Linked DNA regions of Homo sapiens: region 2 is linked to region 1. A link is an interaction called in ENCODE POLR2A ChIA-PET data of the cell type or tissue named here. Cell type or tissue: OCI-LY7. All regions are shown on one strand. Links, peaks and the distances in the headings refer to the core of each region. The heading gives the core; the rest is flanking DNA.

Region 1 (2,900 bases), core at 158-2,657:
GAGCAACCACACAGAGAGAGCGTGGCCCACTCACGCCGCAGGATGGGGGAGGAGGAGGACAGGAGTGACCCCTCGGGGGCCGCTGTGTGACTGAGGATGGGTCAGCCCATCTCCTTAGCTCTCACACTCATCGGTAGGGTCTCCTGGGTGACGTAAACCATGAACACTTTTCTCTAACCCTTAAGAGACAGAGGCCAGGCCAAAGAGTGCATGTATAAAAAGCAGTGACAAGTGAAGTCAAGAAATGTCAACGAGCGGGGAGAGGCGCCCGACATCAACAAGGACGCAGAATTGCAGAAATCAGCCGTGAAAGGACACAGCGGCCGGGCGCGGTGGCTCACGCCTGTCACCCCAGCACTTTGGGAGGCTGAGGTGGGTGGATGACCTAAGGTCAGGAGTTCGAGGCCAGCCTGGCCAACATGGTGAGGGCCCCGTCCCCCCCCCCGCCCGTCTCTACTAAAAATACAAAAATTAGCCGGGCGTGGTGGCACATGCCTGTAATGGAAGCTACTCGGGAGGCTGGGGCAGGAGAATCGCTTGAACCCGGGAGGCGGAGGTTGCAATGAGACAAGATGGCGCCACTGCACTCCAGCCTGGGCAATGAACGAGACCACATCTCAAAAACAAAAGACAGGCCGGGTGCGGGGGCTCATGCTTATAATCCCAGCACTTTGGGAGGTCGAGGCAGGTGGATCACCAGAGGTCAGGAGTTCCAGACCAGCCTGGCTAACATGGTGAAACTCCGTCTCTACTAAAAATACAAAAATTAGCTGGGTGTGGTGGTGGGTGCCTGTAGTCCCAGCTACTCGGGAGGCTGAGGCAGGAGAATGGCTTGAACCCAGGAGGCAGAGGTTGCAGTGAGCCGAGATCGCACCACTGTACTCCAGCCCGGGCAACGGAATGAGACCATGTCTCAAAAAAAAAAGGACAGGCCGGGCGCGGTGGCTCACGCCTGTAATCCCAACACTTTGGGAGGCCGAGGTAGGTGGATCACCTGAGGTCAGGAGTTTGAGACCAGCCTGGGCAATATGGTGAAACCCCGTCTCTACTAAAAATATAAAAATTAGCCGGGTGCAGTGGTGTACGCCCATAATCCCAGCTACTCGAGAGGATGAGGCAGAAGAATTGCTTGAGCCCTGGAGGCGGAGGTTGCAGTGAGCCAAGATTGCACCATTGCACTCCAGCCTTGGTGACAGAGAAAGACTGTGTTTCAAAAAAGAAAAAAAAAAGAAAGAAAAGAAAAAAAGAAAGCACCAGCTCCCAAGCCTATAGAGACCAGGCACGACCTTCCTGTAAGAAACCATGAAGCATCTTCAAAAATACAAATGACTCTGGATACGATTTTAAAGACCATCGCTGCTTCCAGATGGAACTGAAAAAATCCGAATAACACCTTGAATGAAGAAAGGAGTGTTTTCCACTACTATCGGTGAACAAGAAAAATGCCTCCATTCAGTAAACACGAAGCTGAATTGTCTACACGTGAGGGTAATTTGTGTTTAGTTCTCTTTGCCTTCAAACAGTGGGGCCCCAGGGTTTACGAAGCATGAAACAAGAACAGAAAATAACGGTATCGGTCAAAGGATGTTTTCTAAATAAAGCTCCTCTGTAAGATCGAGACGCACCTGCAGAATTTGAGCTTCGTTGGAAGCTTCACGTTCCAGGTTAAAACCAAGAAAGCACATTGCAAACATTGTCATCTTCCAATGCTTGCAACTGACAACTTCAGGCCATCTTCTAAATCAGTACTAAGTGTTCAAAAGCCACATAAAAGGCCCACCTAGAAAGGAGTAGCCTTTTTTTTTTTTTTTTTTTGAGACAGAGTCTCACTCTGTGGCCCAGGCTGGAGTGCAGTGGTGCAATCTCAGCTCACTGCAACCTCTGCCTCCTGGGTTCAGGTGATTCTCCTGCCTCAGCCCCCCAAGTAGCTGGGATTACAGGCGTGTGCTACCACGCCCAGTTAGTTTTTGTATTTTTAGTACAGATGGGGTTTCACCATGTTGGCCAGGATGGTCTTGAATTCCTGACCTCAAGTGATCCACCCACTTCGGCCTCCCAAAGTGCTGAGATTACAGGCGTGAGCCACCGCACCCAGCCATAAGTAGGCATTTCTAATGTTTTCTAAAAGCAGTGAGACCTTACTTCTCCCCTCTCCGAATGACAGCACTAAATGACTTAAAAGCAATCCTCAATTCTGAATGACCCCACTTCCTGCACATCAAAGGGGAGATGAGGTCGTTAAAGGAGAAAATAAATCAGTTTTGTCTATAACAAGGGTTCCACACTGGAGTATCTCTGTCCCTACAGGACGCTGGGTGATATCCGGAGACATCTGTGGTTGTCACAATGCGGGGAGCTCCTGGTGTGGAGTGGGTGGAGGTCAGGGATGCTGCTCGGCACCCTGCAGTGCCCAGAAGGCCCCACCCCAGAGGACAATCAGATCCCAAATGTCCGCAGCGCTGGGATAGAGAGACCCAGACGCACCCCATGAACTGAAGTTGTAAACTCAAAATTTCAAGCGTATAATCACAGCTCGATGTGGTTCCTTACGGGGTGCCCCTAATCAGAATGACCCAGGCAGCCTTCTCTTGAACAGGTGCATCTGTTACTTAACGAGCTTTGAGACTCTCCTGCCACCAGGTGTGGGCAAAGTCTTCTTTCTTTTCAGTTTTTTACTCACTTTTAATAATATGGAAACAGGCTCCATATTTGAGACTCTGTCTCAACATAATAATAATAATAACAATAATAATAAGACATATTTTTGTTGTTGTTGCAGTCCTTTTTTTTTTTTTCCTTTATTTTTTTGAGGCAGAGTCTCTCTCTGTTGCCCAGGCTGGAGTGCAATGGCGTGATCTTGGCTCACTGCAACCTCCACCTCCTGGGTTCAAGCGATTCTC
Region 2 (2,900 bases), core at 129-2,628, 61 kb before region 1:
GCCTGCAGTGCCCAGGACAGCCCCACCCCAGAGAAAAATGTGGCCCCAATGTCTACAGGAGCCAGGGGGAGAGAGACCCTGTGTTATTTGGAAAAAAACAGAGTCTGCTCTCTGCTCACACCGGACACCAGAATAAACTCCCAAAGGGGCAGACAGCATAAATCAGGGTAACTCCAGCTCCTGGGATTCACCTCCTCTCTCCCTCCCACTCAGGGGGTGGATGGAATTCTCCTCTGGCCAAACTGAACCAGCTCTCTACTGCCTTCACTCAGGGGCGCACGAGTCTCTAACTCACAGGCGAGGATCCAGGCCCTCTGCCCGCCAGGACAATGACCCCTCTCTGAGCTGGGGAGTGGCAGCCCCAGGTCCACAGCCAGTTCTCACCCTGAGGAGCATGACATCTGGGAGGGGGGATGACAGGCACCCCAGGGCCTGATGGTGGGGACAAGCCAGGGTCTGATTCCCATGGCAGGATGACCTGCACTCTCCCAGGGCCACCCAGCCCTCCAGGGATGCTTTATGCCTTCCATTCTCTGGTCCGAGCTCTGCTCTGGAGACACCTCTGTGCCCGAGTGTGAGGTGCATTCCCTGACTGCCTTAAGGCCACTCCTGGGGAGCAGAGCCAGTGCCTCCCGCCTCCTGCCACGCACAACACCCAGGGACCGCCTCTGGTTTTGGGCAGAGAGGCTCTGAGTGTGCCCACAGGGGCCCCTAGGGCAGGGGCCAACCATCTGGGTTTGCCTGGGACTTAGGGCTGTCAGTGTTGAACCAGGAAGGTATCAAGCAAACTGCAGTGGGGGTAGTGACAGAGCTTAAAGAGGGGCTCGGGGGTGACTGAAGACATCTGGGATACAGTCAGTATGCACTGCCTGCACCTCCATCCCCACCTGCACCCACCTGAACCCAACTACGCACACCTGCGCCCATCTGCACCTCCGTCCCCACTTGTGCCCACCTGCGCCCACCTGCACTTCCGTCCCCACCTGCACCTCTGTCCCCACCTGCACCTCCAACTCCACTTGTCCTCACCTGCACCCACCTGCACACCCACTGCACCCCCGTCCCTACCTGCACCCCCCGCATCTCCAGCCCCCTGCCGGCTCCAGGCCCGGGGCCAGGAAACTCCGTGGGCCTCCTCTGCCCCCTCGTGGCCGCCAGCGGTAACAGCAGCCCTCTGCAAATCGAGCTTCAGAGGCCCCAGGAACAGGCTCCCCCCGCCCCCGAGCCCGGCCCGTCTTTGCTGTTGTCGTTGTTGTTTTGCCCTGGGGCCTGCAGAAGGATAGGAGCAGGGGATCACGGTGCTGGTTTTGTCATCAGGACAGGCAGCCACGGCCCTCACTTGGCGGCGCACCTGCTCTCCTGGAGAGGCTGCCACCCAGAGGTCAGAGACCCCCGCAGGCGCCTGCACCCCTCACAGCCTCGCTCTCCTCCCCGTCCGTCCTTGTAGGGAGGTGAGTTTCCAAGCTTCCCACCCTGTGCCCGCAGGAGCCAAAGCCGCACTCGCCCAGCCCAGCGCCCAGCAAACAGGAGGTGCTCAATGAATGACTAGCAACATTATTAAAAGATCAGGAAAAGCCCGCATCCCACGCCACCCTTTGTAACAGAGAACCCCTTCAAGGTCAGCCGGCACCACACCTGCTCACCACTAATTCCGTCCCCTCTACTGGGGCCTCCCCTTGCGTGTGTGGACATCAGAGCCTGATGATTCTCTGGGGTGGGGCCGTCCTGGGCACCATAGGGTGCTGAGCAGCGTCCCTGGCCTCCATCCACTCCATGCCAGGAGCATCCCTCCATCATGACAATTACAGATGTCCCCTGGAGGCAGAATCACCCCTGGTTGAGACCCCCCGGGTTAGGGGATTCCACGGACCCCCAAGAGACTCCGCGTCCCATGATCCTCTGCCATGCTGAGGTCCCAGGAGGCTGCACACATTGAAATCCACACCCTGAGTTGGGAGGGAGAGAGGAGATGAATCCCAGGAGCTGGGGGTCCCCCTGATTTACACCATCTGCCCCATCGGGAGTTTATTCTGGTGTCCAGTGTGAGCAGGGACTGAAGTCAGTTTTGAAATAATGAATGGGCCGGGTGCGGTGGCTCACGCCTGTCACCCCAGCACTTTGGGAGGCCGAGGCAGGTGGATCACGAGGTCAGGAGTTCAAGACCAGCCTGGCTAACATGGTGAAACCCTGTCTCTACTAAATATACAAAAGTTAGCCGGGCGTGGTGGCATGCACCTGTAATCCCAGCTACTCGGGAGGCCGAGGCAGAGAATTACTTGAGCCTGGGAGGCAGAGGTTGCAGTGAGCTGAGATCATGCCACTGCACTCCAGCCTGGGTGACAGAGCGAGACTCTGTCAGAAAGAGAAAAGAAAAGAAAAGGGGAAGAGAAGGGGATGGGAAGGGAAAGGGGGAGGGGAAGGGGAAGGAGGGGAAGGGGAGGGGGAGGGGAGGGGGAGGGAAAGGGGAGGGGAAGGGGAGGGGAAGGGGAGGGGAGGGGAATGGAAGGGGAGGGGAGGGGAAGGGAAGAGGGAGGGGAGGAGAAGGGAAGGGGGAGGGGAGGGGAAGGGAAGGGAGAAAGAAAGAGTCTCTCCCTCCTGGGCACTGTAGACATTGGGGCTGGATGATTCTCTTGGATGGGGCCATGTTGAGCAGTGTCCCTGACCTCCAACCACTCATGCCAGGAGCACCCCCCAGTCGTGACAACCAGAGACATCCCTAGACATCTCCCAGCATCCCCTGGGGAGGGGAGGGGAGGGGAGGGTTGGGTCAGAATCACCCCTGCTTCCTCCGTGAGCCCCACTAGCATAGTTAAATTTCAAGTAGTTCAGAATTTAAGTGTAAAACATGCAATCGGAACAAAATACAGGTGATTTTTTTATAATCTTAAAATTTGGAAGAG

What was found. Peaks named below come from ENCODE experiments on the same cell type or tissue, not always from the same donor. Only the 100,000 strongest peaks of a DNase experiment are listed, where the experiment ranks them.
Region 2: POLR2A ChIA-PET joins it to region 1 with 16 read pairs; 9 of 35 experiments call an interaction of 5 or more read pairs at or near these places.

The regions. Positions count from the first base shown.
Region 1 is chr19:2,697,352-2,700,251 of GRCh38, forward strand. The region is part of intron 1 of GNG7 (G protein subunit gamma 7); the gene reads right to left. Among named protein-coding and RNA genes, the nearest start is that of GNG7, 3.9 kb to the right of the region's middle. RefSeq lists an enhancer at 1,212-1,331. In OCI-LY7, for the core only: no CTCF peak of the experiment used is centred there; DNase peaks (open chromatin) are centred at 1,630, 2,300 and 2,600; H3K4me3 peaks cover 1,648 bases; H3K27ac peaks cover 2,280 bases.
Region 2 is chr19:2,636,003-2,638,902 of GRCh38, forward strand. The region is part of intron 2 of GNG7 (G protein subunit gamma 7); the gene reads right to left. Among named protein-coding and RNA genes, the nearest start is that of MIR7850, 6.7 kb to the left of the region's middle. In OCI-LY7, for the core only: CTCF peaks have their summits at 1,147 (motif pointing left) and 1,349 (motif pointing left); a DNase peak (open chromatin) is centred at 1,119; H3K27ac peaks cover 759 bases.